Regions from separate parts of the Homo sapiens genome. Here region 2 is linked to region 1. Evidence: chromatin loops called from intact Hi-C (ENCODE). Cell type or tissue: psoas muscle. All regions are shown on one strand. Links, peaks and the distances in the headings refer to the core of each region. The heading gives the core; the rest is flanking DNA. Region 1 holds the start of LINC00683 (long intergenic non-protein coding RNA 683). Region 2 holds the start of LINC00908 (long intergenic non-protein coding RNA 908).

Region 1 (15,742 bases), core at 6,308-11,307:
TGGATCCTCATCTCTCACCTTGTACAAAAATCAACTCAAGATAGATCAAAGACTTAAATCTAAGACCTGAAATCATAAAAATTCTAGAAGATAACATTGGAAAAACCCTTCTAGACCTTGACTTAGGCAAAGACTTCATGACCAAGAACCCAAATGCAAATGCAACAAAAGCAAAGATAAATAGATGGGACTTAATTAAACTAAAAAGCTTCTGCAACAGCAAAACAAATAATCAGCACAGTTAACAGGCAACCCACAGAATGGGAGAAAATCTTCACAATCTATATATCTCACAAAGGACTAATATCCAGAAGCTACAAAGAGCTCAAACAAATCAGCAAGAAAAAAACAATCCCATCAAAAAGTGAGATTCTCAAAGATATACAAATGGCCAATAAGCATATGGAAAAATGCTTAACATCACTAATTATCAGGGAAATGCAAATCAAAACCACAATGTGGTACCACCCCACTCCTGCAAGAATGGCTATACTCAAAATTCAAAAAATAATAGATGTTGACATGGATGTGGTAGAAAGGGAACACTTTTACACCGTTGGTGGGAATATAAACTAGTACAACCATTATGGAAAACAGTGTGGTGATTCCTTAAAGAGCTAAAAGTAGACCCACTGTTTGATCCAGCAATCCCAGTACTAGGTATCTACCCAAAGGGAAAAAGTCCTTATAAGAAACTTACACATGCCATGTTTATAGCAGCACAATTTGCAATTGCAAAAATATGGAACCAGCCCACATGTCCATCCATCAACAAATGAATAAAGAAAATGTGATACACACACACACACACACACACACACACACACACACCATGGAATACTACTCAGCCATAAAAAGGAATGAAATAATGGCATTCACAACAACTTGGATAGAATTGGAGACCCTTATTCTAAGTGAAGTGACTCAGAAATGGAAAACCAAACATGGTATGTTCTCACTCATAAGTGGGAGCTAAACTATGAGGATGTAAAAGCATAAGAATAATACAATGGCACATATACACTATGGAATACTATGCAGCCATAAAAAAGAATGAGTTCATGTCCTTTGCAGGGACATGGATGAAGGTGGAAACCATCATTCTCAGCAAACTAACACAGGAACAGAAAACCAAACACCGTATGTTCTCACTCATAAGTGGGAGCTGAACAGTGAGAACACATGGACACAGGGGGGGAACATCACACACTGCGGCCTGTCAGGGGATGGGGGGCCTAGGAGAGGGACAACATTAGGAGAAATACCTAATGCATGTGGGGCTTAAAACCTAGATGATAGGTTGGTGGGTGCAGCAAACCACTGTGGCACATGTATACCTATGTAAAAAACCTGCACATTCTGCACATGTATCCCAGAACTTAAAGTACAAATAATAATAATACAATGGACTTTGGGGACTCAGGGGAAAGGGTGGGAGGGGATGATGGATAAAACACTACACATTGGGTACAGTGTATGCTGCTTCGGTGATGGATGCTTCAAAATCTCAGAAATCACCACTAATGAACTTATTCATGTAACCGAACACCACTTGTTCCCCAAAAACCTATTGAAATACAAAATAAAGAAAAAAAAGAGAGAAGTTACAAACAAAAATTACATTAATAACTGTCTTATATGTTTACTTTTGTAGATACTTTTATCAGTGTTCTTTTATTCTTTGTGTGGATTCAATTTATTTTCTAGGATACCTTCATCTTACCCTGAAGGATTTCCTTCTGATGAGAAATGAGCTATAAATTTTATTGAGAATTGCTTATACATGAGGAGTTGCTTCTCTCTTGCTGCTTTCAAGATTCTCTCTTTGTCTTTATCTTTTGAAAGTTTCATTATGATGTGTCTTGATGTGGATCTGTTTGAGTTTATTCTACTTGGAGTTTATCAAACTTCTTGGATGTACAGATTTATGTCTTTCAACCGGTTTGGGAAGATTTTGGTCATTATTTATTCCAATATTCATTCAGCCTCTTTCTCTTTACTCCTTCTTGGATTCCCATTATGCATATATTTTTATGCTTAAAGTTGTCACACAGGTCTCTGAGGCTCCTTGTCTTTTCTTTATTCTTTTAATTTCTTTTCTTCTGGCTATGTAATCTCTATAGACATACCTTCAAATTTGCTTCTTTTGTTGCTCAAGTATGCTGTTAAGACTTTCTTTTGGCAAATTTTGTATTTCCATTACTGTACTTTTTAACTCCAGAATTTCTATTTGATTCTTCTTTATAATTTATATGTCACTTTTAATATTCTCTGTTTCTTGAAACAGCATTATCATCCCTTCCTTAGACCTTTAGACATGGTTTTCTTTAGTTCTTTGAATCTATTTAAAATAGCTGATTCAAAGTTTTTGTTGAGTAAGCCCAATGTCTAAGCTTCCTCAGGGACAGTTCCTATCCTGTGAATGAGTAATATTTTCTTGTTTCTTTGCATGTCTCATAATTTTGTATTTAAAACTAGGTATTTTAGATAATATAATGTGACAATTCTGGAAATATTTTTCCCCTCTTGAGGATTTGTTGTTGTTTGTTATAGGTATAGCTAATTGTTTCTTTAGTGACTTTTCTGAACTAATTCTGTAAAGTCTCTATTCTTTGTCATGTATAGCCACTGAAGTCTCTCCTTAGTTAGCTTAGAAATCAGCTAATAATTAGAGATTTCCTTAACTACTTGGAATCGGTAAGTCTCCCAGGTTTTGCCAATGGACCCTGTGCAGGTTGGGACACACCTTCAATACTTAGCCAGGCAGTGGACAATATGACCTCATCTTAATTAATTATGTCTTCAAAGACCGTATTTCCAAATAAGGTCAAATTATGAGTTTCTGGGTAGACATGAATTTTGGGGCACAGAATTCAACCCAGGATAGAATTAGACAGACCTATGCTGGGGCCTTGGCCCCTTCCTAGCTGTGTGACCTCATAATTCTCATTCCCCCAGTAATGATGATGTCTAATTAAGGTGACAGTACCTCCCAGTGTGTCCCACAGTTTTGCTGTCCTGAAAGAATTTTTAATTTGTCCCCATTTACTTTCAAAAATATTTCAGTTTGAACAATACATTCATGCTATGTGCAATGTTTGTGGATTGCCTAACATACAGGAGGCCCTAAATAAATGACAGTACCATTAATAAAAGAAGCAGCATTTAGGATTGCGGTAAGGGCTTTCTGTAACACAGCATCTGAAGGCTGAGCCCACAAACAGTTAACAGCTGTAGACACTACCCAAAAAGGCCCTTCCTGTGCAGTGTGGAAAGGAACATAAGTCAGGCACTGATTGGAGTTTTCAGCAGTCACCCGGTGAATTGCAGCACCTTCAGCAGCTGCGAATATTAACTACACAGCAACACGAAGTGTATTTATGTTATTAGTTAAAGGGAGGCACTGAACCCTGTTCACCGATTTCTCCTCCAGCTTAGCACAGTCTTGAAAATACTACCGCTTTTTTTTTTTTTTTTGAGGCAGAGTCTCGCTCTGTCACCCAGGCTGGAGTGCAGTGGTGCGAACTCGGCTCACTGCAAGCTCCGCCTCCCGGGTTCACGCCATTCTCCTGCCTCAGCCTCCTGAGTAGCTGGGACTACAGGCACCCGCCACCACGCCCGGCTAATTTTTTTTTTTTGTATTTTTCGTAGAGACAGGTTTTCACCGTGTTAGCCAGGATGGTCTCGATCTCCTGACCTCATGATCCACCCGCCTTGGCCCCCAAAGTGCTGAGATTACAGGCGTGAGCCACCAAGCCCAGCCAAAAATAGTACAGTTTTTAAAGTTTGGTGAATTCATGAAAGAATTATAAAGACCTTTCCTACATCAAAACCCATTTACTCAAGTGTGGTGACTCTGGCTTTCCTGGATGGACAAACAGATTCTACATCAGCGATCCTTAGTGCCTGTTCCTTGAAACTTGTGCATCCAAATCAGTAAGGGGTTTGCCAAAAATGCAGTTTCCAGGGCCCCAACCCAGACCTATTGGATAGGAACATCTGGGATAGAGCCCAGGAATTGGATTTTCATATAATGCCCCCTGCAGTTCTCATACACACTTGCATGCAGGAATGGCTGGGTAAGGTGCCCTTTAGGAAGCCGTTCTCCTACAAGTAAAATTGAGGAATTCAGCTCCAACAGGTAGAAATCAGGAAGAACTTCTGGGCCCTACCACACTGTTTTTATCTATTTATCACCAAAAGTGGATTTTAAAATAATCCTCAAAGACTCGACTACCATTTTTCTTATCAACTTAAATATTTAACTCTGTGAGGCATTTTTTTTTGAGACAGAATCTCCGTCTGTCACCAGGCTGGAGTGCAGTGGTGCAATCTTGGCTCACTGCAAGCTCCGCCTCGTGGGTTCAAGTGATTCTCCTGCCTCAGCCTCCCGAGTAGCTGGGATTACAGGTGCCTGCCACCATGCCCGGCTAATTTTTGTATTTTTAGTAGAGACGGGGTTTCACCATGTTGGCAAGAATGGTCTCGATCTCTTGACCTCGTGATCAGCCCACCTTGGCCTCCCAAAGTGCTAGGATTACAGAGGCATTGGATTTTTAAATCAACTAAAGGGACAGTATTACATTTATCTGTGGTTCTAGAACTCTGCTATCCAATAAGGCAGACAATAGCCACATTTAGCTATTTAAACTTAATTAAAAGTAAATGAAATGAAAAATTCAGCTCCTCAGTTGCACTAGCCAGGGGCCAAGTGCTCAATAGCCACAGGGCTGGCTCCCACATTGGCCAGTGCAGATACAGACCCTTTCCATCCCACAGCAGGACCTGTTGAACAGCACCGTGAACAGCCTGCCAACCATGGCTGCACAACAGAATCACCTGTGGGCTTCCAAAATCCCCAGGTCTAGGCCACAGCCCTAGACCAACTTAATCACAGCCTCTGGGAATGGGACCCAGGACTTTTGAAAGGTTAGCTTGCACCAGAATCATCTGGAGAAAGTGTGAGCAGAGATTGCTGGGCTGTACCCAGAATTTTAGATTCAGTCTGGGTGAGAGCAACTTGCATTTTTAGCAAGCTCCCAGGTGAGGCCGAGGCCCCTGGTCCAGGGAGCACACTTTGCAGTCACCCTCTTAAGGTAAAGCTAAACCTTGAGTTCTGCCTCTGTGCCTACGGAGCACCTGATGGTCGCCTCTGGCCTTGCCCATTTCTCCTTCCCTGAAAGCTCAGCAGAGCAAGCAGGGAGTCCCCAGGCCATGCTCCCTGAGAAAAGGCCTCCGAAGGCCAGGAACTATTCAAGGCTGAGACCCAGCATCCAGTTAAAAGGAAGCTTCCCTGTTTCTTCCAGCTGTCCTTCCATCATTTTGTTCTTTTCCGTCATTCCCAAGCCCCTGCTGCTGTGGGGCCCATCACTGCTTCTCCACCTCTATTGCGAGCTCCAAGAATTACTGGGCACACACAGTTTTGCCCCTTTACAAACGCCTCCTGTGGATTATTTGAGTCCCATAGTCCATTGAGTGTTCTTGGTTTTCTTCCTGGCCCCCAAGAGAATCAAACTAATGGATTATCTGTAAAGATGGTGGCCCCAGCCTTTTGCAGCCTGAAACTTCTGGAAGCCAGAGCCCCATTCCTGCATATTTAGACCTAAAATGAGACTGGCCCCAAAGGGATGCAACCAAACAGCCTGTGATAGACTGTCTCAATCTAAATCAGCTCCAAAGCTTCTCCTCACATCACTGTTGCGTCCTATTCGAAGGATTATCCTAAACACGTGAACTCTCCCAACAGAAGGATTTCCTTCGCTGCTGCACCTCCTTCCAGTTCATCTCATTCAGTGCGTTCCCCTCTTCGCTCCAAGCACACAGAGCATGTGTGGAGGATGACCGCCCAGTCCTCACTTAGCCAGTATTTTCCAGTTTTTAAAATATGAAGGTTCTTGAACCTAGTCTCAATTTCTGTGCCTTAAGGAAATGAAGGATAATCGTTTCTCTATTTGAATTGCTTAATTTCACTAAACTCTAAATTTTAAGGGTTATTTTGAAGCAACAAATTTCACTATTTCTTAGTATCTATTTTTTATTGGTGTGTTAAAGTACAAAATAAGTAAATCAAATCCTACCACAAACCAGAAAAATTAATGGAATCATTGGAAATCAAGTATTCAATTGGAGCTTAATAATCCATCAGCTTCTGAAAACACTAAGCAGTGAAGAAGCAGCTCATGGATCCTGTTCCAGCGACTTTTGTGATAATAATATCAAATAATAAAAAATTAAAAAAAGTACAAGAGGTTAACAATATAATCGTTTGGGTTTACCATCAGATATACTTGCCCATGGATTACTTCTTGAATTCTAGCCCTGAATCGAATTGATTTCATAGAATGGTATAAAATGTTTATAAAGTCTCTCCTCTGTCTTGCAGGGACTTGCGTTTCAGATCAGATGATGCTTTTCATGTATGTCCAGCAGCAAGAGAGTCCTTCACTGGTGAAAAATCACGGGCCTCAGAGCAGATTTTAGTTCATCTTTCATTTCAAAGCACTCCTTAGATATCTGCAAATTAAATCCCCTAATTTGGTGAGGACGCCCAGCTTCCCAAATAACAAGGCTTTTCCTTTGATTCTAACCAAGTGAGCCGGCCCTGCAAAAGCCGGGGTGCGTGTTCTGGCTCCAGGCTTCTGAGCAGCCTTTCTCCCCACGCTGCAGCTTTTCAGTTAGGAAGTCAGAGAGAAGGAAAGAGAACTATTTCCAATTCAATCACGAGCATGTCTACGCACCACTGAAGACAGACCTTTGTCCTGTTGCTTTCCAAACTTTAAATGTGAATTTTTCTTCTTATGATGACTGGTGTACTCTGTTATTCTGAAAAAAGAAAAAGCCATAAGCACCCTGAAGTGAGGCTTTCACCTGATACTAATTTTCTTCTTCGTTATAAGGCTATTGTTTGTTTGAACAAAGAAATAGGAGCCATTGGTGGCTGTTTACATTATAGGAATGAGGGCAGCGATGGGGGAGGAGGAGGGGACCTTTTCATTAATGAGCTGGGGACATTGATTATGGGGACACACTAAAGACTAAAAGGGACACCTATATTTCTACATTCTTTCCATGCAAGTAATATATGATCTTTATCATCTGTTAAACACCACTCACATATTTCAGGTGGCTGTAGGTTGATTGCTAACATTTAGATTAAACAAGCAGTTAGAGTCTGATGTTTAAAATAAAATAAGACAAGCCCTTGAACTCTGGGACCAGGTATGCCCCGTTATCTGGTCGTACCTGAACGAGCCTGTGTTGAGCACCCAAGGCCGCTGGGCACGTCTGTGGATGTGGGGTTTCAGGCTCAACCCACTCGAGGAGCAGGGGGCTTTTGGGAGGTGGCAGCCTCCTATACAAAACGAGCTGCCAGTAAATATTTATAGAACAAAGAAATGCATGAATTTCTCCTGAATTAAACATGATACATTTGTACAGAGCATAGTTCACTTTCATTTCAGTGACCCAAAATCCTGCTGAAAGTGTTCTTCCGAAACCTCAGAGCAGGAATGCTTCCTGTGCTTGGAAACTCCCTGGAGACACCTCCAATCGGAGTAAGCAGCAGAATTATCTGCACACTCATAGTCTTGCAGTCGAGTATTTTTACTGAAAAAAAAAAAGCCGTCTGTTTGAATAGGAAACGATGATATCATGTGACTGGCTTTCTCCTGCCACCCACTAATTTGACAACAGATCAGATCAGAGGAAAAGTTACTCAAGTCAGAATTTTTTTAAAAAAATCTTTTGGGAACAAACTCATAAATGGAAGAAAGGGGAGAGTAACAAATGCAGACTGAATACATGGCAGGTCCAGGCTTTTACTATCATTGTTTTTAGCTCACCAGGTAATCAAAGCATAAAACAAAGGGTGATTTGTCAAAGCTTATGCTGTTGTCCCTGAACCACCAAGGGGGGGGTGGCTGCTGGACTAATTCGCTTCACGTGGGAATCAGTGTTTACCATTTAAGGGTCCTGATAGAAAGTGCACGATTTTCAAACTGGAAAACATAAATAATAACGCGTGTTGCCACTAAAGTAGTGGCACCTTGCCGTATTTCTCTTCTGAATGGAACAACCTACATTTCAAAGGACAGTCTCCTTCCACATGTAAATATTTATTTGCTTGCTGCTGAGGAGTGTCAGGAAGTACTAAAGAACGGTGTTTAGAGTTTCAGAAGCAAATTGCTTCTGCGCACGCCTTGAGTCACTGGATTCTGTTGAGCTCTCTGCCTCTACGTCAGGGCTTCATTAATCTTTTCTTTTCTTAAAAAAATAGAAAAGCTTTTCATTTATTGCTTCTAGGAAGCCAGGTGCATTGCAGTGGATCTCTTCGGCAGAATCACTGCTTTGTGTGAATATTTATTGTGTAATTATTGAGCACCTACCATGTGCAGGGCAAGGCGGGGGGCACCCAGGCGTCCACTCTCCTGCAGAAGTCCTGGGTCCCAGGCCCGCATCTTTGGGGCCACCTTCAACTGGGAGGGTGTTCGCTTTTCTGTGACACAGAGAGGCTTAAATCCCTCAGTGATTTAAAAATCTCGTCTGTGAGTCCAAACTGCTAGGTTGGCAGCCAGGAAGAGAAAGTTCCCAGGATTTTCAGTGGCTGAAGTTCTGGGCAAACAGCATTTGCACAAAGGAGGGGGCGAGGAAGGGGTGCAGGGAGGGCTCTCCAAGTGCCTGTTCGGCATCAGTTTACAAGTGTGCTTAGGTTGTATTTAGATGTTACGATGATTTTAAAAGTGAAATTTTGGCATTTTGCATTCAATCCTGACTAAAGCTCTTTGGTATATCGACTTAAAAGGTCTTCAGATTGCCAAGATTTTGCAGCTTGGATAATATCTTTGGAAAGGTTAAATGAGTCCATTTTCTGGAGCTTTCGTCAGCACAAGCCCATGATTCTCTGCCCTGCTGAGAAAGGAGGAGGCGAGCTGAGTTCTAGCAGATCCCCTGCTTCCGTCTCCCTCGGGCGAGCCTGTGTCTTCCGTCCCAGGAAGCCCGCTGCCGAGAAGCTGCCGCGGGTACATGCATTTCCACCTGGGCGCTTCGTTGCGTGTGAAGAAGGCCGGACGACGTCTGTTGGTGTGGCCGCAGCCTTTCAAGACATTTTAGCAACATCTGAAAGGAGAACTCCACACAGGAGCCCAGGCCTGCAGCAGGGGGCGCGCCTGGCCTCAGAGCAAACACAAAGACCAGAGGCAAACTGGTGGGGAAACGGACCTGCTCCCCAGCACGTGGGGGGCGGGTGGGGGGGGGGAGCTCACAGCGAGCGCTGGGGAAGGGCTGGAGGTCTGCAGGCCCGGCCTCCCTCCTGAGATGGGGAGAAGGGCGTCTCCCCCAAGGTGCTTTCCGTTCTGTGCCTGTCGGTGGGAACACGTCCCTGAGCCCACAGACGGGTGCCCTCCCAACACCTGCGTGGCATCTGAGGGTGGCAGGCAGCCCTGGGCCCTTCCACTTCAGGCCAGCCCGCCGGAAAGCCCGCGAGCTCCTCTCCCAGCTGACCCGGGCCTTCCCTTTTCATCCCTCTTCCTCTCCCTCCCCGCCCCCCGCCTACACTCAACAATTGGTGACCTCCTTCCAACTGCTGTGAAGTGACTTGGGTGAAACTGGAGCCAGGGGCGGAGGAACAGCCCCCTCCTGCTCCCAGGAACTCGCAGGCACAGCCCTCTTGCAGGCTGCTGGCTTTTGTTTTTAAGAAGCACCGTGTATTTTCTCTAGCGCAGGCCACGCTCAAGTTCAGGGTATTAAGAAACTGCCGAGCTGTCACCTTCACCTCAGGGCATTCTTTCTATGTAGCGCCATGTGTACGAGCGAGATCTCCCAATAGCTACGCCGGACCCACTCCTCCCACAGTATCTGTGTGCTCCTCCCAGACATTTATGTGCACACATCTGCAGACTGTCGTTCTAAGGCTGGTAGAAAATATCAGAGAGCCTTTGGTCAAATGGCTAGAACAGACCTGCTGAGCCAGAGGAGAGAACCTAATTAATCTACAGAATGTTCTCAGCTCACCAGGATGTTGGGCAACAGGAACGTCCCAGGCCCTCCAAGGCCGAGGGAGAACAAAAAAGCGGCCTGTGATTCAGTCGGGTTCACACCGTGGAAGCCAGCTTCTCTGTAACCACCGAGACACGAGTCCTCCCACACAGGCCGCACCTGAGCCAGCAGCTGCCGCTGGCAGTCTCTGAACGCCTTATCACCTGGTCATGTGGCCTGAGCGTCAGGATATCTCATCCACATTTTTACTTTCCCTGCCATGTAATCAAATCTTTCCAAACCTTTAAAGAGTTAGGTGGGAAAAAAAAATCAAAGCCAAGTTTTGCATTACATCTCCTGTGTATTTTCAATCCATTACAACAGAAACCCAGAAGAGGAGAGGAAAAAAATTAGGGGTGGACATCTCTGGCATTTTTTTCCTGTGCCCCAGTGAACCCACGACTTCCTCCTCCTTCCCACCAGGGTTGGGAAAGTTCCCAATACTGTGATTATGATATACTATATTGGATACATTCTCTTTTCTTTTTTTAAGATAAAAGTTTTATTTCAGAGAGAAGCACAAAGCCCCAACTGTTGTGAACAAGGCAGGGATTTGTGGGGACTCTGAGACCTTCAAGAGGAAACAAAATGCATCAGCTTTTGATTAAGAAGAGGACACCATGGTCCCAGCCTCCACCTCTCATCTCCCTGGCCCCAGCCCATGGGTTCTCACGACCCTGGCAGAGGGCTCCTGGAGGCTCCTCCAGCCACATTCCTGCTGCCTCCCTCTCGGGCCCTGCTACTCTTATTAAATCATCTCCAGACCCTAAGCCTCCCTCCCCCATGCTGGATCAGTTTACCTCTGGATTCCCAGTTCAGCCATTGCCACGAGGTTCTTCCTTCTTCCCTCAAGACACAGCCCCTTGACCTCCCTCCATTCTGACTTCGGTAATCACCAACTCTGAGCAACCACATTCAGACTTCATCCATTCAATGTGCATTAAATGCCTATTGTGTGCCAAGTACAGTCCCCACACTTGGGGTGCAGCAGGCAAAAGGAGAGCCACGGGTTCATCGTCACAGGTTTCTGATGGCCACTTCTCGAGTTGATCCTCAGGTGGAATTGCCAGCCTTGGTGACAGGGCTTCCTGTACATCCATGCTTCCAACTCCAGGAAGACCCACCTCAGCTGGACAAGCACCTCATTCTGCACCTGTGGATTCCACAGTCCCACTGAGACACCAGTTCACCCCAGTTATCTCTAGAATGAGGCAGAGTTCAGGGAAACCACAAGAGTCAAGCTGACCCCCATCTTTCTGCACCCCTCTCCACCCATGACCCTCTCTAGATTGCATTTTCAATCTCCTCCCACGAATCCCTTCTCTTATTCCCACAACACAAGCTCACCTCTCCATGCCTTAGTAAACAAACCAACCAAGAAACAAAAAAAGAGCCCTCTGTTTTCGCTTCCCACCATCACATTGAAAAGAATAGTTCCCACTCTTCTGGCCTCCTACTGACTCTTAGATCCGTATAATCTGACATCCAGCTGAAACCTTCTGCCGTTATACATAATTGCTTTTTCAAAGATTATAGGACCAAATGACCCACGTTTATTTTAAATTTGGGTTTAGTATTCAATCACCGAGTCACTATATCCATCCTTACAACTCCTGTTCATGCCAAGGACCTTCATCTGAACTGTCACCACATTGGTAAAGGTCATGAGAGGAGATGCCTGGGGCTAGGTGTCCTAACCCGGGAGGAAATGCCAAGGACCTCCGACGGGGCAGAGGCAGAGGTAGGTTTAAATCCAAGCATAAAACCAGATTTTTAGCATCTAGGACCCCGAACCACACAAGTCCAGGTCTACTAGTTATCCATTGTTGCCTAACACTCATCCGGCCTTTAGAGGCTTAGACAACAATCAACACAGGTTATCTCACACAGTTTCTGCAGGCTGAGATTCAGGAGCACTTCAGCGGGGTGGTGCTGGCTCAAGGTCTCCCACGAGACCGCAGGCATGGTGTGGGTCAGGCTGAGGGCCTAAGGGTGACTTCCAGGCCGGCTCTGCCTCACCTGGGGTCTCAAAGGGCTGCCCCTCTGCCCTCAGGACACAGTGCTATCTTACTCCAGAATGGGAGATCAGACCACACAAGGCGGAAGCTGCAATGTCCTTAATACCATCATTCTGCATTACCTGTGGTAACACAGGTCCTCTCTGTTAGGTGTGAAATGGGGCTACACAGGTGTGAATGCTGGCATGAAGCTCCTTGGGTGCCATTTGGAGGCCACAGCAGGGTTAAATGGGACTCTGGAAGGGAGAGGGAAAATGGCTTTAGGAGAACCTGTTAATGGTTTCCAAACATGTTTTTTTCTTTTTCTTCTTCTTATTTTTTAAACTTTTTTTATTTATTTATTTTTTTAGATGGAGTCTCGCTCTGTTGCCCAGGCTGGAGTGCAGTGGCACGATCTCAGCTCGTTGCAACCTCCACCTCCCAGGTTCAAGCGATTCTCCTGCCTCAGCCTCCTGAGTAGCTGGGATTACAGGTACCTGCCACCACGCCCGGCTAATTTTTGTATTTTTAGTAGAGATGGGGTTTCACCATGTTGGCCAGGTTGGTCTTAAACTCCTGACCTCAGGTGATCCGCCCTCCTCGGCCTCCAAAGTGCTAGGATTACAGGAGTGAGCCACCGCACCCGGCCTATTTTTCTTATTTTTTTTTAAAGCAGAATTATTTGCTCAAAAACCTTGTTATCAGAATTACAGTTTATATCCAAATGAAAATACAGCCATCCTAGCTCAAGCCATGATGGGCTGAGGCTCATCTCCCCACACCCTGCCTTCTCCATCACCCCCAGTCAAGTGGTCTTGGAGACTTCTTCAGAGGACGAAGACTTCAGCCCGCAGGGTAGGAGGAAACGGGGCCTGCTTGACCGCTGGGACCCTGTCCATTAGGAACAGTTTTTGGAAAGCCATTTGGCAATATTTATCAAGATCTAAAACACACATGTCCTTTGGCCCATCAGTTTTACTTCCAGGAATTCATGCAACGCAGATGCTTGCATCAGTTTACAGAGATGCCGGCACAAGCATATTCAGTTCAGAGTCTCATGGCAAAATTTTGGAAACATTTAAGTGTCCATTGATAAAGGGCTGCTTAAGTAAGCGATAGGACTGCCAGACAATGGGATACTAGGCACTTCTTTAACAGTTAGGCACTTGAATTGACATGGAGATGTTTATTGTCCCTTAAACAAAGCGAGCTGCAAAACACCACTTAAAGTTTGATCCTATTTTTGCCAAAAAGAAAAAAAGATGCTCACATATATACTTTACTGGTCCTAGAAGGTTTCTGCACAGTGGTAACATGATTTCCCTTTGGAAATTAGCAATGAGGAAGGTGAAGTCAGTGAAGGAATCAAGAGGTTTTAATTTTTAAATTTATATCACTCAATATTTTTAAACTGCTTTCAACCATTTTATGATGAATCACTTTTTTGTGTTGGGATACAATTCACATACCATGACATCTACCACTTTAAAGTTTACAGTGCAGCAGTTCTTAGTATCTTCATGACATCGTGCACTGGTCACCACCGCTCTTGGGACCGCAGCACCACAGGTCCCCTTGCTCTAAGCCCTCTCCCCCACAGCCTTGGGCCCTCCCCCTGTTCCAATGCCCTTCCCATCCCCCTTCCACCTTCCCTGACTCCCTGCCCCTCTGCATGCCCCTCTTCCTACCTCTTAGCACCTCACTGCTGACAGACGCGTCGCTGCCTTGGTCCCTCTGCCTCCCCATCTAGAAACTGAGTCCCAAGCACTTGTTTGCTTCCTGCAATATCTCTGGCATCTAGAACAGCATCTTGAACAGCATCTTGTAACGGAGACTGCCGTTAAGATCAGCCTCTGTGGACTTGGCGAACTGGATGGTCCTTTGCCCTGAACACCCCTTCCACATTTCCAAGTGCCTGCCAGATGTTTCTTTCTATATGATTGGCCAGCACCCTTAATCAACATGTTCACAAAACAAACACACACAACAAACCCTCACTGTATCCCACTCACGTTTTCACGGCCCAGCCCCAGGTGGAGGAGGGAGCGGAAGGTCTCCAGCGATTTCCTTCCCCGTCGATCCTACACCACGCGCATGAACATGCTTGCATCCTCAATTCCGGGCTTCCAGAGACTGGCCTGATGTACCACCAAACAAAACCAGAGAGAGACAAGGGCCACTGCCACTTGTGGACCTGAGGCACGCGGGGAGATTGCACGCAGCTTGCAAATCCCACAAAACACGTAATTAAATCGCTAAACCTGTGAGGCTCAACAATCTTAAATGGGTCTGACTCATCCTGGTGCCTGTTTGCAGCATCATAGCAGAAAATGTACTTGAGGAAACAGAAAAAAAGACTGAGAACAAAATAAAATGTCAGTGAAATGAAATGTCAGATGTGCCTTTCCTTATTCATCTTCCAGCCAGAAAGACCCCAACAGGGCCAGCTGATCACTCATATGTTTTTAGGGTGTTTTTTTTTGGTACAAATTCAAGGCTAGAGATTCCTTTGGACAAATTCATTTCCAGAAGGCAAAGAATTTCCCTTTGGATTTTATGCAATCAGAAGAGAAACCAGAATATATAATGAAGTGTTTAAATAATATCAACTTAATTTTGAACTGTTTTGGTTCATTTACTTTTTTATCTTTATACTTGGAGAAAATCTGAAAATTCAGGCTTCTACCATGGCAGGAAGGGATCCCTAGACAACCTGAGACTGAGCTGCTGGCTTCTCAAACCCCCTTTTTAAGACTGCTTCTGCCTCTTGCTGCAAATTTAGAAGGTACTTTCTCCTATAACCTAAAGTTACACCTGTTTCTGCATCTACGTATATGAATGTGTAGCTGGGTGAGGGACGATGACTGCCTTCAAATTGCTTACATTTTTTTCTAGAGCGAAAGGAAGCAAAGAAAACAGGGGGCTCAGGTGCCTATAAAAATGGAGGCGTCGGCCGGGCGCGGTGGCTCACTCCTGTAATCCCAGCACTTTGGGAGGCCGAGACGGGCGGATCACGGGGTCAGGATATCGAGACCATCCTGGCTAACACCGTGAAACCCCATCTCTACTAAAAATACAAAACATTAGCCGGGCATGCGAGACTCCGTCTCAAAAAAAAAAAAAAAAAAAAAAAAAGGAGGCGTCAAAATTGCTACTGAGTCTGGACGGGAGGAACTGCAGGATGTGCCAGGCTGGCTCTGCAGCCAGAAGTAGCCCAAGGCAGGGTGCTTTCTCCCTGGGCAGGTGTGCAGGGCTCTCCTTTGCTCAACAGTGACACACAAGTCTGTCTTCTCCATAGATGTCCACAGCCCAGCCATAATTTTCCTGCTCGTGCCTCTTCCAGCACCTTCACTTCTATTTATGGGAGAACAATATCCTTTCAAAGCCTTGTCTGCGGGACTCATGCCCAGTATTTGAATGTACCCGAAGGGCCGGCAGCAGAGGGATGCGAGTGTACAGCCCTGGGCTTTTCTCTCCCGCGCCTCCTCCGACCCCCTTCTCGGCATGGCGGCTTTTGGCTCCCCCAGATTTCTTCCATGTCGTCTCCCCTGTTCCAGTGTCCCCTGTCCTTCCCTTTGTGTCGGGCACGCACTGCGGTTCTCGTTCTCTAGCATCAGATGGTGCAGCCGCCGCCTCTTGGCGGCCCAGCCTCCAGAGGACCCATCCGCGTGCTCAGCAGCCCCTGCCGCGAGGCGCGCACAGGTGTCCATTTT
Region 2 (15,742 bases), core at 6,171-11,170, 96 kb after region 1:
CCGCCTCCCAGGTTCACTCCATTCTCCTGCCTCAGCCTCCTGAGTAGCTAGAACTACGGGCACCTACCACCATGCCTGGCTAATTTTTTTTAATATTTTTAGTAAAGACGAGGTTTCACCATGTTAGCCAAGATTCTCAATCTCCTGACCTCATGATCCACCCGCCTCAGCCTCCTAAAGTGGTGGGATTACAGGCGTGAGCCACTGCGCCCGGCCCCTTGCTAAGTTTTTAGGGAGCAAATGACCTCTGGGCAACTACAAAGTTCCACTATCAGAGCAGTATAATATTCTTTAAAGAACACCAACGAATACACGGGCATGCTTTCGGTAACTGCAACTCTCTGCCCAGTTCACAGCTAAATACGCTGACATGGCAGGATGCAATGATTTTCCCACATCACATATCAAGTTATTAGATCAGTTTCCGACTCTTTTCAAAGTGCTTTCTCATATGTCTTTCAACCAAATCTATTTATTGAGTCTTTATATAGCACTTATTTTGTATCATGCTCTATTCCACATGCTTTAAAAATATTGACTCACTTAAGCCTCAAACAGCCTATGAAGTAGGTCCTGCCACTCTCCCTATTTGCAGATGAGAAAATTGTGGCCTGGCCACTGGTCCTGTAGTTGGGAAGCAGTAGAGGCAGTGTTCAAACACAGTCAGCCTGCCCAGAGCCCGTGGTTGCAACAACTGCGCGGTGCCGCCTCCGACAAACCGTGAGCATCCACTTCCCAAGCTTTGTTCTTTCGTCTTGTGTGGAAAAGGTTTTATTTTAATAAACTGTATACATCAGGCTTTGAAAAGCAATGTCCCTCAAACCATAAAAGGATGAAACGTGGATGACAGTTGTAAGCCTCTCCATTCCCCTTTCCCCTCGGCCCTGCTAAAGGCCTGCCATCTGTGGGCCCACCTGCCCAGAATCCACCTGGCCAAGACTCACCTGTCTAAAACTCTCCTTCCCAGAATCCAGCTGCCCAGGACCCACCTGCCCAAGACCCACCTGTCTAACACTCACCTGCCCAGAACTCCCCTGCCCAGGACACACCTGCCCGGAATCTACCTGCCCAGAATCTACCTTCCCAGAATCCACCTGCCTAAGATTCATCTGCCCTGAACTCATCTGCCCAGGACCCACCCACCCAGGACCCACATGCCCAGGACCCCACCTGTCCAAAACTTACCTGCCCAGAATCTACCTGCCCAGGACCCACTCACCCAGGACTCACCTGACCAGGACCACACCTGTCCAAAACTTACCTGCCCAGAATCCACCTGCCCATGACCCACCCGCCCAGGACCCACCTGCCCAGTACCCACCCACCCAGGACCCACCCACCCAGGACCCACCTGCCCAGGACCCCATCTGTCCAAAACTTACCTGCCCAGAATCCACCTGCCCATGACCCAGCTGCCCAGGACCCACCTGTCCAGAATCTAGCTTCCCTGAACCCATCTTCTCAGAATCTGCCTGGCCAGAATCCACCTGCCCAGAATCCACCCCTCCTGCCCAGAAGAACCCACCTACCCAGGATGTACCTGCCTAAGACCCACTCCACCTGCCCAAGACCCAGTTGCCCAAGACCTACTCCACCTACCCAGGACCCATCTGCTTAGGACCCAAATGCCCAGGCCCTCACCCACAGACAGCCAGGTGCGGCCGCACCTGAGTCCTTTCCTCATCAAATGCCTTCTGATGTCCACCTCCTTGAGGCTAAGTCTTGGAGCTGCCATTTGCTGCTTTAGTGAGTTTGGGTGAGTTACACTGGCGGGCAGAACCCTCCAAGCAGTGTGAAAGAGCCAGCACTCCCAGCGGACTCACCCACACCAAATCTGGAAGAGCAGCCATGTCTTGTGGCCTTCCAGGAACACCAACTGCAGCCCAAAGTCATCCCTAGACAACTCCCAAGCCAGGTACAAGTGACACCCAAGGCACGCTGCCTGGCCACAGAAGCAGGTCTTTTGCCTATTACCCCCCCTTTTTTTTTTTGAGATGGAGTCTCGCTCTGTCGCCCAGGCTGGAGTGCAGTGGCGCAATCTCGGCTCACTGCAAGCTCCGCTTCCCAGGTTCATGCCATTCTCCTGCCTCAGCCTCCCGAGTAGCTGGGACTACAGGCGCCCGCCACCACGCCCGGCTAATTTTTTGTATTTTTAGTAGAGACGGGGTTTCACCATGTTAGCCAGGATAGTCTCGATCTCCTGACCTCGTGATCCGCCCGCCTCGGCTTCCCAAAGTGCTGGGATTACAGGCTTGAGCCACCGCGCCTGGCCTACCCTTAACTGTTTTGAAGTCAGTGATGTCCCCAAACGGGCAGGTCTTTTGCCTTTTACCCTTAACCGTTTTGAAGTCAGTGATGTCCCCAAAGGGGATTATTGCTTCCCCAGGGAATCACAGTCTAGTGGCAGAGCCTTTCAAACCCACAACAGCTGTCATGCCTGAGACAGCTCAAGCAAGCCTGAGGGACATGGGAAGAGAGCATCCCAGGCCCATTCTGATCCATGGGAATCTAAGAAGGCCTCCTGGGGGTGGCGAGATTTGAATGTATCCTGGAGAGCAGGTAGGCATTTGTGGTAGACACTGTAGTGGGCCACCCAGAGTCCCCCTCAACCAAGCGCTGTCCCGCCAGCTGCAGAAAGTGTCAACTATTGACAACCTCTATCTGGGGACTCTCCAGGAACTGCCCTTCTTGAAGGGCACCTCACCCAAACACAGGTACCCTCCCTGGACACAGCCTGTCCCCAGCGAGTGGCCAGCGCATGGGTGCAACGCCTGGCCTCCTGCCTCAGGGGGAGTGACTCTCAGGGCTCTCAAATTCAGAGCCCTCCATGGGGTTGGCCGAGGCCTCTGTTGCAACTGTTCCTCAGTTCACCTTCCTCTTCTGCCCACCCTGGGTCCTGCCATTCTTCAGGTGTGGCTCCTGAGAGCACCGGCCTGTGAGACCCTGCGGAGAAATCACCGCCAACCGTGTGAGCACTCACCGCAGGGAAACAGCCTTCCACCACCTCCGCCTCCTGCTCTTGACCAAGCCCGCTAGGAGCACTAGGCCTCAGCCTCCTCATCTGTAAGACAGGGGCCAAAATGGTCTTAATTCTCAGAGTGTCATAAGCATGAAATGAGAGCGTGCACAGAAAGCCCTTACTTAGGCTTGGTGTGTAGTGAACGCCCAATAGAAGTGCTTGGTGTGCAGTGAATGCACAATAGAAGAAGTGATATGTGGCCGGGCGCGGTGGCTCACGCCTGTAATCCCAACACTTTGGGAGGCCGAGGTGGGCGGATCACGAGGTCAGGAGATCGAGACTATCCTGGGTAACGCGGTGAAACCCCGTCTCTACTAAAAATACAAAAAATTACCCAGGCGTAGTGGCGGACGCCTGTAGTCCCAGCTACTTGGGAGGTTGAGGCAGGAGAATGGCGTGAACCCGGGAGGCGGAGCTTGCAGTGAGCCGAGATCGCGCCACTGCACTCCAGCCTGGGCGACAGAGCGAGACTCCGTCCCCCCAAAAAAAGAAGTAGCGGTATGTATGATGTTGTTCGTCACAGAAAGCATGGAAAATACAGAAAGACACAGAGAAGAGAGTAAATTCACCCATGGGTCTACTGCCGGGTTAACAGGCACTACCAAGATTTCAGGTGGTGGGGGCGCACGCGCATGCGCACCAACACACGGGCCCTAGAAAAATAAACTCGGGATCCTAAGCGTGTACGCTGCGGTGCCCACACACGCGTCTGCCGTTCTCACCCCGTTTTCTGCTTTAATTTTCTGCTTAAATTGGTCATTTTCTGTGAAATGCACATTCCACTTCTGGGTAGTGTGCACCGCCCATCTCCCCCACGGAGTGCAGGAAGGTGGCAGCGGGGCTGTGTTCCAGGCCAAGGCCACACAGCCCGGGGGGCCGCACGCGGGGGCAGCCTTGGTACACGAGGCCTTTCATTTGTTGGTTTTACAGCTGGAAGAATTCGGATATACTTATTGACCGAGAGAAGAGTCCAAAACTCAGGAGTGGAAAATAACGAAGAATGAAGAAAGGAAACAGGAAGAGGTTGACCTGATTGATGGAAAGGAGCTCCTCTTTCTCCAAAACCAGAAGGAAAAGGAAGATTTAGAGAGCAGAGGAGGGTAAGTTTCCCCCGGATAATATGGGTTCAGTTGCATAATACGGCCAGGATGTTATCTGCAAAGAAGCTGTGGGGAGGAGAAGGCAGAGCAAGGAGCGCAGGGCTGAGACTGTGGGAGATGCAGCCGGAAATGACAAAACAGAAACAAAACGTGACCAAGGCCATTTGGGGTCCAGCTGAAGTTCAGCGGCTTAGATGCGTAGTAAGTCCCATGAGCACTGTTGCACGACTTGCCCACAGCTGTTCACATATGGACTTTGCAGCTCACATTGACTCTGGCCAGGGCGGGAGAGCCGGGGAGCCAGGCAGGTGCGTGGGAAGGGAGAGAAGAAAGGGAAGACGCGGTGCCCATTCCATATTTACCTTAGTAGTCATCCAGACGCACTTCCCTCTCCAATCCCCAAACAAGAAGAGGCAGAAACTGTCTACCAGTTAGACGGGAGGTGTCAGCGCCCCTGGAGGCTGTGGCCATTGCCAGGGAGACCCCACTCTGCACAGCTCACAAACACACCGTGTGTGTGCAGGGTCCTCACCCGCCCTGGGCAGGAAATGGGGGAGTTCTACGTCCACTTTGTCACGCAGACAATGGAGGGGACCGCAGAAGGGGCTTCCCCAAGGACACAGAGCCAGTGGCCGCCTCACTGTGTGCCCCTCAGTGGGCGTTTCCACACTGCCTGGCAACTTTGAGAACAGCCGCTTTCGCTGGGTCTCCAGTGAAACTTGAAACCATTTGCATCTGCAAGTACTTTACTTATTCCATTTCAAAGGCATGCACATTTTTAAAGGGACACTGTTTTTAGCTCCTGCGTCACTGACTCATCCCGCATAATTTGACTTTATGGGACAGGGTCCCCTAAGGAGTGTCCTTGCCTTGACAGTCCTGTCTTGAAAGCTGTGAAGACCAAGTGGTGCCATATATATTGTTTTAAAATTATGGACTACCTAGAAAAGAGGTGAAATAGTAAAAAAAAGCAAAACTTTTAATATTCAATGACAAACACAGACAGAAAATAGGGAAAAATTAAATGTTAATGTGTTGGGATGATTGGATTTTGAATAAATTTTATTTATTGAATTGATATGAAGTTTATGGAACAGGGATAAACAGTTTGTTTCATATGATTATATATTTAGGTATTCGTTGACATACATATATACGTATACATATACACGTATGTATTGCCGTGTGTACATATAGACACATAGCATGTATGTATAAAACATATACATATGTGCCAAATTACAAAACGAGAAGTCGTGTTGCTCATCCTGCTCTATTATAAGAAACCTCAAGCAACAGTAGGTACTGGAAAATGCCAAGTCTGCATGATCCCGGCAAGGGCAGATCCTGCCACTGGAGTTCTGGAATGCATCTCTCCCCACTTGGCAAAGATGCAGGGTGCAGAGGGGGTGTCAGCAGAGGGGCTGGGTGCAGAGGGGTTGCAGACTTACCACAGGAGGACTTTATCAAGAGATGTGGGTTTTCTGGGCATCCAGGACACCCACAATGGGGTGACAGAATTGTCTGTGGAGTGGAGTCCTAGTATTGAACTTGGCAGCTGCTACCGGATGCTCTTCTGGCACCTATGTTTTCAGAAAAACAGGAGCTGGCCAAGAGTATTTGCCAGATTTCTCCCTGGATTGGACTGATTTCTGCACTCAGCCCAGGTTTGTTTTTTTTTTTTTTTGGTGTGTGCCCCCGCGCCCGGCTAATTTTTGTATTTTTAGTAGAGACGGGGTTTCACCTTGTCAGCCAGGCTGGTCTCGAACTCCTGACCTCAGGTGATCCGCCTGCCTTGGTCTCCCAAAGTGCTGGGATTACAGGCGTGAGCCATGGCACCCGGCCTCAAACCAGCCTCAATCTGAAGGACGTGCATACTCTCCACAGGTCCCACAGGTCTTTCTAGGGTCCTTGCCCCTTACGTGCACTTCCTCTCTGAAGAGGTCCTTCCTCCACCATGTTGTCCCAGCCTGAAATTGTCCCTCATTATGGAGACTTGAGTGGTGTCTCCCACTGACTCCTCTCTCAAGGGGTGAGGGTTTGCTTGACCAGACACCAGCAGTGGGGCACACCCCTTCCAGTTCACCCTGATGAGCTCCTTATGCCACCACAGGGTCAAAATCAGGTTTAATAGCAGCAGCATTCGCAGTAGCCACAAAATGGAAACAACTCAAGCACCCCTCCAAGAGGGGGAATGGATAAGTAAAGTGTGCTGTATCCCCACGATGGAATATTATTCACTCATGAGAAGGAGTGAAACACTGGCACATGCCACAACGTGGATGAACCTTAAAAGCCTTATGCTGAGTGGAGGACGTCAGGCACAAAATACCACAGATTGTTATGAGCCCAGTTGTATGAAATGTCCAGAAGAGGCAAATCCATAGAGACAGAAAGCAGATCCGAGGTCGCCAGGGTCTGAAGGAGTCGGGGATGGGGAATGATTGCTAATGGGTCCAAGGGGGCTTTCCTTTCTGCATGAGGACAGTGTTTTGAAACTGGAGGTGATGGTGGCATAACACCGTGACTACACTAAATGCCACTGAGTTGTACACTTTTGATTTTAGGCTATGTGAGTTTTACTTCAGTTAAAAAAATAGATTGAAGGCTCAGAGAGATTTAGGGGTGGGAGGGTAAGGATTTAGGATTCAAAAGAACTTGACTAAGGAGCTGAGAATCTTAAATATATTTCCAGTGTCATTGGGTTACTGGCTGACCTCTGTGTGCTACCTTGGTACCCTACCCCAATCGACGCTTTGTTCTATGAGAAAAAGCATTCTGAGCTTCAAGTAACTGAAGTAACTGATTTATAAACAAACCGTTGGAATATAATCTTTTTCTTTTTAATTGTTGGGGACTATCTGTAATTTAGTCTCTAAAATATAGTTAATCTTTGGCTCTTGCTCTGAATTAATCAATAAAAAAGACATCATAGTGGTAATCTTTGGGGGAAGTGAAATTCAATTTAATCCATTTTTTCTATTTGTTAGCTCCTCCGGTAATTGGTTTGATGGGGAAGAAGTTTGAAGTTATTGGTTAAATAGAGGTTTTTGGATTATCTGTGAATTTCAATTATCCATGCTTCACCTGGCCCCAATTAGCACTAATAATCGAGTTAACTGAATAGAAGTCATTTCCCATCATATCAGTTTTGCTATAGGCTTATTAGTTGTTTCACTAATGGGCCCCCCAAAAGACAAAGCCTCTTTCTCCATCAGGCACTCACACCCCCATACCACAATTTGTCAAACTAGTGCTGTATTGTTAACGGTATGAAACAAATGCTCTTAATAACAAAACATGTAGCTGAGGAGTGAAACCAGAAATGTCTAAAGTGCATTTATAGTCAGAAGGTATTACAAGACATTTCTAAAGTCTTGTTAGAAATTTTAATCAACGTTTTCAAGTGATTTGTATTTTCAATTTCAATTGAGGTTGTCACTGTCTTAATTTATCCTGATTTAAATTAAGACAGCTTTTAAAAGTGCCTGTTAATTTTAGCAATCTACCCATTTTCAGATGTGTTATTTATGTTTACCAATCACAATCTACATGCCTTTTAAGGTTTCAGTTTCTCTTCTTGGACACATTTGTATTTATATTAAACATAATAAATATCTCCCATTCCAAGAGCCCAGTTTTGACCTTCTTTGATCTCTGAGTCCCAGCATCCCTTAACTTGACATATAAATTAGCCCAGCCCCTCCCGGGAGGCTGGGACCTGAGGGTAGTGTTTCCTCCACTCCCTCGCCCCCTTTTGAATCTCCAGCATCATGTTTTTCCATTGCCATGGAGATGCAGCTATGTACACAGAGTGCAACAAACCCAGCGAATGGGAAAAGTCCCGGCTGAGATAGAATTACTAACTAAACAAATGCTATTGGTAACAGGGTGCCAGGGAGGGATACCCAAGTTCTCCTTTTCTCCCCACAATCAGATTACAGGTAAAAGTGCAAACAGCGAGATGAAAGCTGACACAGTGGTTCTTTTAAAGACACAGCGGACATATTACTCTCAGGAAAACACGGCGTTGGGTGCAGAACAGATCGTCACGAGAGCTGTGCAGATGTGGGAGGTTTAGTGCGCCTTTTGTAAAAATATTGCTGTCCTAAACCCCAGATCACGGTCTTATGGCTAAATAAAGAAAATAGAGCAAACAACTGAGAGCCCAACAGCAGCAAGGACTCGGTGAAAAGCCCCGGCGTCCCCTCTGATAGCACTCTCCATATTGTCCTGTGTGGGGCGAATAATAATTGGTCCCTCACTGGCACTGGCACACAGCTACTCGCTGGGGCAGTTTCACTCAAGAATTAATAAATTAATTAATACATCGTTCTTTTTATGGTTTCTAAAATAAGAAAATTGCCTATCCAACCCTCTGAGTACCCGATAAATAGGCTTCTACGTTTTGCTTTTGTAGGTATCATTTATGTCTTTTATTTTTCTTTTTAATGATATATTTGTTCTTGGTTAAAGAACCACAGATAAATTAGAAAACACAACTATTTGATGAAGAAGTAAATGGAAATTTTCATTTAAAGAAAGTCAGTGATTTTTTTTCTTAGATAGGCAATTTACAAACATTTTCTAAATGCAAAAATCATATGGAAACATATAAAGCATTCATTATTTTGTGACTTTGGTAAATATAAACTGGTCATGGTCCAATGTGTGAACTATGACGTTAATTGTGAAATTGTATCTATCTTCCTTGCCTACTTTTTGTGACATACCTCAGTCACTTTTCTTGCAAAACATAATTGAATTCAGCCGTGTGTGTGTGGATTTCTCTGCTTCTGTCAACTTTTCAATTCTACTTGATTTAAGGTTTGAAAACCCCAAAGCTGTCTCGAACAACCTCCCAGCAAGAGCATGCTGGTGGAATAGTTTCAGGTGCCTTTTATCAGGCTTTTCAGTTAGTTTAAAAAATAATATTAATTTGCCAGTTAGTCTCGACAATCTCTGAATGTTTTTGATAGTTATTCAATAGAGTTATAAGTAGTGGAGTTTTTTTGTTTAAATAGCATTTTTTCTCATTCCTGAAGATTGTTTTCTACCCCCATTTTCCACTTAACTTTAAATGAAAAGTTTAAAGTGTTTTTAACTTCTCTTAGAAGTTGTTTCCAGGTAACAAAAATCAGTTAAGAAAATGCTAAAGTCAACTTAATTTTCCTTTTCTAATTTTAACATATTTAGTTCATTCTTTAGAGCAAATGTTTCCTTCTCAGTATGAAGACTTTGTGGGTTTGTCCTGATCAAGATCCTCAACCCAGATTTCAAACCTGGGTATTGTCGGAAAGAAATGGCCTTTTAAAAATATTAACCTCCCCAAGCATTTTGGGGCTTTTGATAGTGCAAAGTTGGCACCCCTGGAGATGTATTTAGAAAAGAAACTTCAATAGAAACTGCTCTGCATGGCCGTGATGAGATACCATAATGTTAGGGCAGGTGGGCATCAGCTGGAGCTTTGGGGGGAAGTCAGATGTGAAAGAGATTGCTGAAGTTACCAATATTTGCCAAATAGTCCTCTACGCAACATTGCACAATTTAAACACCTGTTTTTTAGCAACCTGGTAGACTAGGTAAATCCTATCACTACTTTAGTTTTCTTATATAAGATATGTACTATAGAAAATAAGAATACCACCAGCCTGACCAATATGCTCAAACCCGTCTCTATTAAACATACAAAAATTGGGGGCCCGGGCATGGTGGCTCACGCCTGTAATCCCAGCACTTTGGGAGGCTGAGGTGGGTGGATCACAAGGTCGGGAGATCAAGCCCATCCTAGCTAACATGGTGAAACCTCGTCTTTACTAAAAATACCAAAAATTAGCTGGGCGTGGTGGTGGGCACCTGTAGTCCCAGCTACTTGGGAGGCTGAGGCAGAAGAATGGCATGAATCCGGGAGGCGGAGCTTGCAGTGAGCCGAGATTGTGCCACTGCACTCCAGCCTGGGGGACAGAGCTAGACACCGTCTCCAAAAAAAAAAAAAAAAAAAAAATTAGCGGGGCATGGTGGCGTGCGGCCTGTAGTCCCAGCTGCTCAGGAGGCTGAGACAGGAGAATTGCTGGAACCAGGGAGGTGGAGCTTGCAGTGAGCTGAGATCGCGCCACTGCACTCCAGCATGGGTGATAGAGCGAGACTCTGTCTCAAAAAAGAAAATAAGAAAATAAAAATACCAGCCTGGCACAGTGGTTCACTCCGATAATCCCAGGACTTTGGGAGGTCAAGGTAGGAGGATCACTTGAGTCCAGAGTTTGAGACCAGCCTGGGCAACATAGCAAGACTCTATCTCTGCAAAAAAAATGTTTTTTTAATTAGCTGGGTGTGGTGCGGTGTATCTGCAATTCCAGCTACTCAGTAGACGGAGGTGGGAAGATCTCTTGAGCCCAGGAGTTCAAGGCTGCAGTAACCCCTAATCAGGCCACTGCACTTCAGCCTGGGTGACAGAGTGAGGCTTCATCTCAGAAAAAAAAGAAAAGGAAGAAATAAAGAATGAAAGAAAGAAGAGAGAGGGAAAGAAAGAGAAAGAAGAGAAAGAAAAAAGAAAGAAAAAGAAGGAAGACAGAAAAAGAAGAGAAAGAGAAAGAAAAAAGGAAGAAAGAAAGAAAGAAAGAGAAAGATAAAAAAGAAGGAAGTAAGGAAGAAAGAGAAGAAAGAGAAAGGAAAATAAATGCATCATAACTTTGCCAGTTTTTGTCATTATGGGTGTTATAACATAATAATTTGTATTATTATAAATAATACAGTTTTTAAATGGTCTCTATCGAATGAGCAAGGATTTCTCTGAAGCGCTTTATTTATCCAAGAGACGTGGTCTCTTGGACGTGGCCTGTGACGCCGGCGCTCCCAGGCTCCTAGGCGCGCGTTTCAGGAATGGCTGCCTTGCTTGCTTTCAAAACAAACGGGAAAAGGTAGTGGCCCAGAAGCACACAGACCTCCCTAGGCCGGCGCAGGAGCACCTCACTGCTGCTGTACGGGGCACGAAGTTCCCCCTTAGTCACAGACGGTTCTGTGCCTGAAGAGGCGGCTCATTCAGCATGAAAGGAGGTGGCTGCAGCAGGGCGAGGAGGCCCGGCCTTCTGTGCGCACAGGACTCACCCTGACCTCCTTCACTCAGCTCCCCCACGCTCCCACTCCTCCAAATCTCCCTGCCCCGTGATAAACACATGGAGCTCTGGCTGAATGCTCATTTAAAAGAGTTTAGTCTTTGTTAAAAAGTTTCCTAGGATTTTCACTGGTTGAAATCAAGGCTGTTGTCTGAAAGCCAGTGTGTGCGTCATAATGTTTATAGTCTTCTATACTTTTGGCGATGCCCTATTCATTTTAAACCCGCTTCTCTGAAACCTCTGCTTCCCATGGCTATCTAAATGCACTGAAAAGAGAATCTGTACGGTTCATTTATATGTGGTTTAAGTTTCTCAAAGGGTCTTAGCAATATATTGCTTTGGATTGTTGGAAATCAGAGGTATCCTTTTAAATTGGCATTGTTATTGAAATAACAAAAGAAATCTCCCGGGAGACATTTAGAAGCAGTTTGTTAGGACCAAAGTTCTCAAGTAGTTGAATTGACTTTTCCTGTTAGCCTCTGCATACTATGGTATAAAGATCCTGTTAGCCTTTGCATACTATGGTATAAAGATCCTGTTAGCCTCTGCATACTACGATATAAAGAAGGAGGGAGAAGGGCTGTGAGTTGCCGAAGTGGAGAGTGTGCATGACAGTGTGCCTTTCATGGACGCACCCGTGGCAAGTGTGAGGCACGCTCTTACTTCTGTGTGTGGCTCTTGAAAGCCTCCTTGAGGGCTGCTGTTCTGGGATGCATGTGTCCAGTCAACCTATGTTACTGAGACCAAAGAATAATTTCAAACATGATACCAATGAAAAATAAAGCCTCGCCAATCAAGCTTGTATGCTATAATAAATCAGTCGACTCCTAAAACCTAAATCCCACCAAAATGGCAGGAAGGAGGTTATTTGAAAATGAAAAAAAAAATTTAAAAAGAAAAAAAGGACTTCATTTAGCTGGAGAAATGTCAGTCCTGAAACTTGTTACTGCCATGCAGATGACTTTGCAAATTAAATGTCCCCCCTTGTGGCATAGACAATAGAAAAGTCTTTTAAACATTGTATTTAAAAATGCTTTTTCTAGTTACGAAAATATGCAATGGTATTTAACCATATAATTTGATGCATATAAGTAGCCTCTAAATGGGTTGCCATGAGTGAAGACTGACAAAGAACGTTATTAAGCCTTTAAAGAAGGCAGGCAGCTATGCCGTAGTTTTCAGAAAAAAAGCACCTTTCCCAGTTTTACTGAGAATAAGACAATGATTTTTTCTTACTAGAACATGAAAGCCATAAATTTCCCTTTTCTCCCCATTTAAGTGGATAGGACTCAACAGGGAAGAGGAAGCTCTGCTCAGCTGTCAGCTTTTTTATTTTTTAGGTTGAGATTCAGGCCTTGCAGTTTTTAAAGTTAATCGTTAACTGCTCTGAAATCTTGATGGCATTTCAGTAGAAATATAAATATGCTACTTTCCAAAGTATTCTTCCTTACTTTTTTTTATTTTATCGTAAAAGTCTAGAAGTTTTGTACCAGTGTGATTCCTGCTGGCTGAGGTGGAAACTCTCTACCTGCACTTATTTCAACAGGAAATTTGGGATAAATAAGATGGGTAACAGGAAGGCTGATACTCTCAGACTGAATACTTAATTTGCACATTAAAAGCTGATCATTAATCCTATATTTTAATCCTACAAATGTCAGGAGCTATTATTTCCTAGGGCTAGGAATAAACTGGACTGTGTTTTGTGACAAAGCCTGTGAATGAACATAAGAACAGTTGCTGTATCAAACCCAAAGGCCATTAAATACTACTTTAGGAATCCATTTGTCATCACGTTACCACTAAGGGTGGGAATCCTAGAGCACATGATAACCAAAGAAGAATCATAACTGGAAGAGAATGTTATTAAAATCCAACTATAACTATAAATATAACATCTATAAATATATACATACACATTCACACATATTATGGTACTGCAATGCATGCCTGAAGTTTCGTGTTATTTAAGGGAAATAAAAAATAAGGCTTCAAGTGGCCAAAGGACCATTGATTTGTTTTTTCAATGTTTGAGAAAAACCCAGAAACAGAGATCAAGCTAAGGTGTTTAAAACATAGCTGGCCAAATGATGTTTTCAAGTGATGCTAACATAAATCAGTTCCAGCAATAGTTTACCTAATTCTGAGAAATCAGCAAATCAAATACATAAAAAGGCTGCCTTTGGACCAAATTGTAGTTTCTAACAAGGCTGCCTCCTGAGTGGGATGTGCTTGTTCATTAAGCTTTTTAAGCTGGGATTCACTAATGCCACTTGAAAAGGGTGGGCACCTTGCAATCCAAACACCGAACAATGCTGCCCCGAAGCTTATTAAAGTTTAAGTTTTACACAAATAGCTATTTAGAAAGATTTGCTCAAAAATGTGCACACTGATTTCAAAATAACAATTCTTACAGTCTAACAAAAAAAAAGCAAAGGAAAAATGAAGCTGAAACAGTGACAAGAAATTAGGTTGTTCTTGATTTTATTGTGAAATGGTACATTTGAATCACTTTCTCTAATTTTAACATGACTTTTAAAATGTGTAGTTCTTAAATAAAGTTAACAAACTAATGAATGAATATATGCAAATTGTCAGCATGAAAAACATACAAGCAAAATGCAGTAAATTTTCCCCCAAACATCTGAGTTTATGTCCTTTTACATTTTGTCAGATTTGAGATCCTTCTGAGAAACTTTAAAGAGAACGCGCTGTTTAAGCTAAAGCTACATTCACTGTGTAAAAGTAGGGGCTTCACAATTACTATGTGGCGTTGGTTGTAGAGATAAAGCATCACGAGGCTCCGGATCATTTTAGAGGCAGAAAATGGAACCTATCTGCTCCCGTCCACCAGAAGGAGGGGGAAAGAGCCGAGGGGCTTACACCGCAGGAAGGACTCATTCTTTATCTGGCGTTTAGAGCCAGCTCAGAAACTAATGGGAACGGTCAACACTCTTCTTCAAACTCCTCTCCATTTCCTATCCCAGGGTTCAGCGTTTCATGTGAGACCATTAAAAGGGCTGCTTTACTATGCTAGAAATGGAGAGTCTCATTTTCAATGTTGTTAATAAAATTAATAATTGTTGTAATCTCTCCTAAAACGCCATTTTACTATATCTTAGCCAGTTTATTTTATGAACACGAGAGTTGACAAGCTAAGTCCTTGGGTTTTTACAAACGTGTTTTCTACTCTAAATCAAAATTCTTTTTTACTACCCAACGTTGGAAAATGTATAGATTTTTAAAATCTTAAATCCAAAATACAACCAAGGAAATGTGAATGGGCGAACAACAACAAAAAAAGCTCAGATGGGAACAGGGGGTGTCGACCCTTTCCCGAGAGAGGAAGGAGCTGCTCCCCACAGTTCTCTGTCGAGTCGGGGGCGTGAGCCCTGGCGGACGTTCTCCCACACCACCCCGGGCTGCAGTTTCGGCCGCACAACCGGCGGCGGTGTGGACCTGAAAGAGGATCCCTCTCCTGTGTGCACAGAGATTCTGATCCGCATCAAGCCCCGCGGAGCCCAGGCAGGAACAATGCACCAGGGAATAGACAGAGGACATCGATCCCACCTCTCTTTCTCTGACCGTGCAAGACAAGATTTTAGTTTTCTGAAAGAAACACAAATAAAGCAAAGCAAAAAGCTCAATAATGAAAGTCTGCTGCTCCAGGCCCAAGCGCCCGTGATTAACCGGAGAATATTTATGCGGCGCTGCCATGCTTCTTTGGAAATACTGAGAATGTTTCTCCCAGAGAAAATGTGGTACTATTGAACATTTTCAAAAACTAAATATATATCATCTCCCCAAACACCAGGCACATCTGCTTGTCTGACACTCAATACTGTTGTTGTTGTAAGGTTTTGTATAACTCACTTCCTGTCTTTATACGTACACAACAGGATATTTAAATAACAAATACAATAAAGACGCCAGGCAAAAAAAAAAAAAAAAAAAAAAAGGGGGGGGTGCTCCTAACACAACATATGCATCTCCAATTCCATCTGTATGTGTTCGAGCTGCAGAAATAACCAACATCCTTAGAGTCCTGTTGCTTGCCTCTAATTGTGCAGGGTAACAGGCAAAGGGACGAGTGTTTATCGTGGGTCCCTTCACACTGCAAGGGGCAGTTTGTCTCCCAGAGTAAAAGCCAGTCGCAGCCACATTTGCTGAGGGAGTTCTAAGGTCCACCATGACCTCCAGATCCCTTTCCAGACATAACAAGCAAACACCTGGAGGGACGCATGGGGATGGATTTTTGAGGTCCCCCCAAAACCCACCCTCATACGTAAGATCTTCCATTATGTTTGTATTCACTTTTTAACATACATGACCTTTGTTTCGTGCTCATAGAGATAAAATGCCACTTCAAATGTGTTCACTAGAAATACTTCAGTTAAAGAAAGGCTTTTTTTTTTTTTAATTTAATCGAAGTGGTCTTGTAAATCTTACTTTCCTAGTTTGGAATCCTAAAATAAAATGAAGGTCTTCACCGTTTTATTACCTCCTTCATG

What was found. Hi-C counts contacts between places; a loop is a spot of excess contacts. Peaks named below come from ENCODE experiments on the same cell type or tissue, not always from the same donor. Only the 100,000 strongest peaks of a DNase experiment are listed, where the experiment ranks them.
Region 2: a loop joins it to region 1, with 2.0 times the contacts of the local background. A loop is called at or near these places in 5 of 110 quality-filtered maps.

The regions. Positions count from the first base shown.
Region 1 is chr18:76,613,837-76,629,578 of GRCh38, reverse strand. LINC00683 (long intergenic non-protein coding RNA 683) reads right to left here and starts at 9,802. Exons shown (of 2, transcript NR_120419.1): 1 at 8,385-9,802; 2 at 6,020-6,822. It overlaps LINC01927 (long intergenic non-protein coding RNA 1927), which reads left to right. Exons shown (of 5, transcript NR_110784.1): 5 at 6,383-6,798. In psoas muscle, for the core only: a CTCF peak has its summit at 9,151 (motif pointing right); DNase peaks (open chromatin) are centred at 9,158, 9,458 and 10,108; H3K4me3 peaks cover 1,345 bases; H3K27ac peaks cover 658 bases.
Region 2 is chr18:76,517,703-76,533,444 of GRCh38, reverse strand. It overlaps LINC00908 (long intergenic non-protein coding RNA 908), which reads right to left and starts at 4,790. Exons shown (of 3, transcript NR_015417.1): 1 at 4,482-4,790; 2 at 2,981-3,061. RefSeq lists enhancers at 3,129-3,768, 4,192-4,271, 3,769-4,407, 4,408-5,048 and a silencer at 10,959-11,253. In psoas muscle, for the core only: no CTCF peak of the experiment used is centred there; no DNase peak of the experiment used is centred there; H3K4me3 peaks cover 2,160 bases; H3K27ac peaks cover 1,866 bases; H3K27me3 peaks cover 2,159 bases.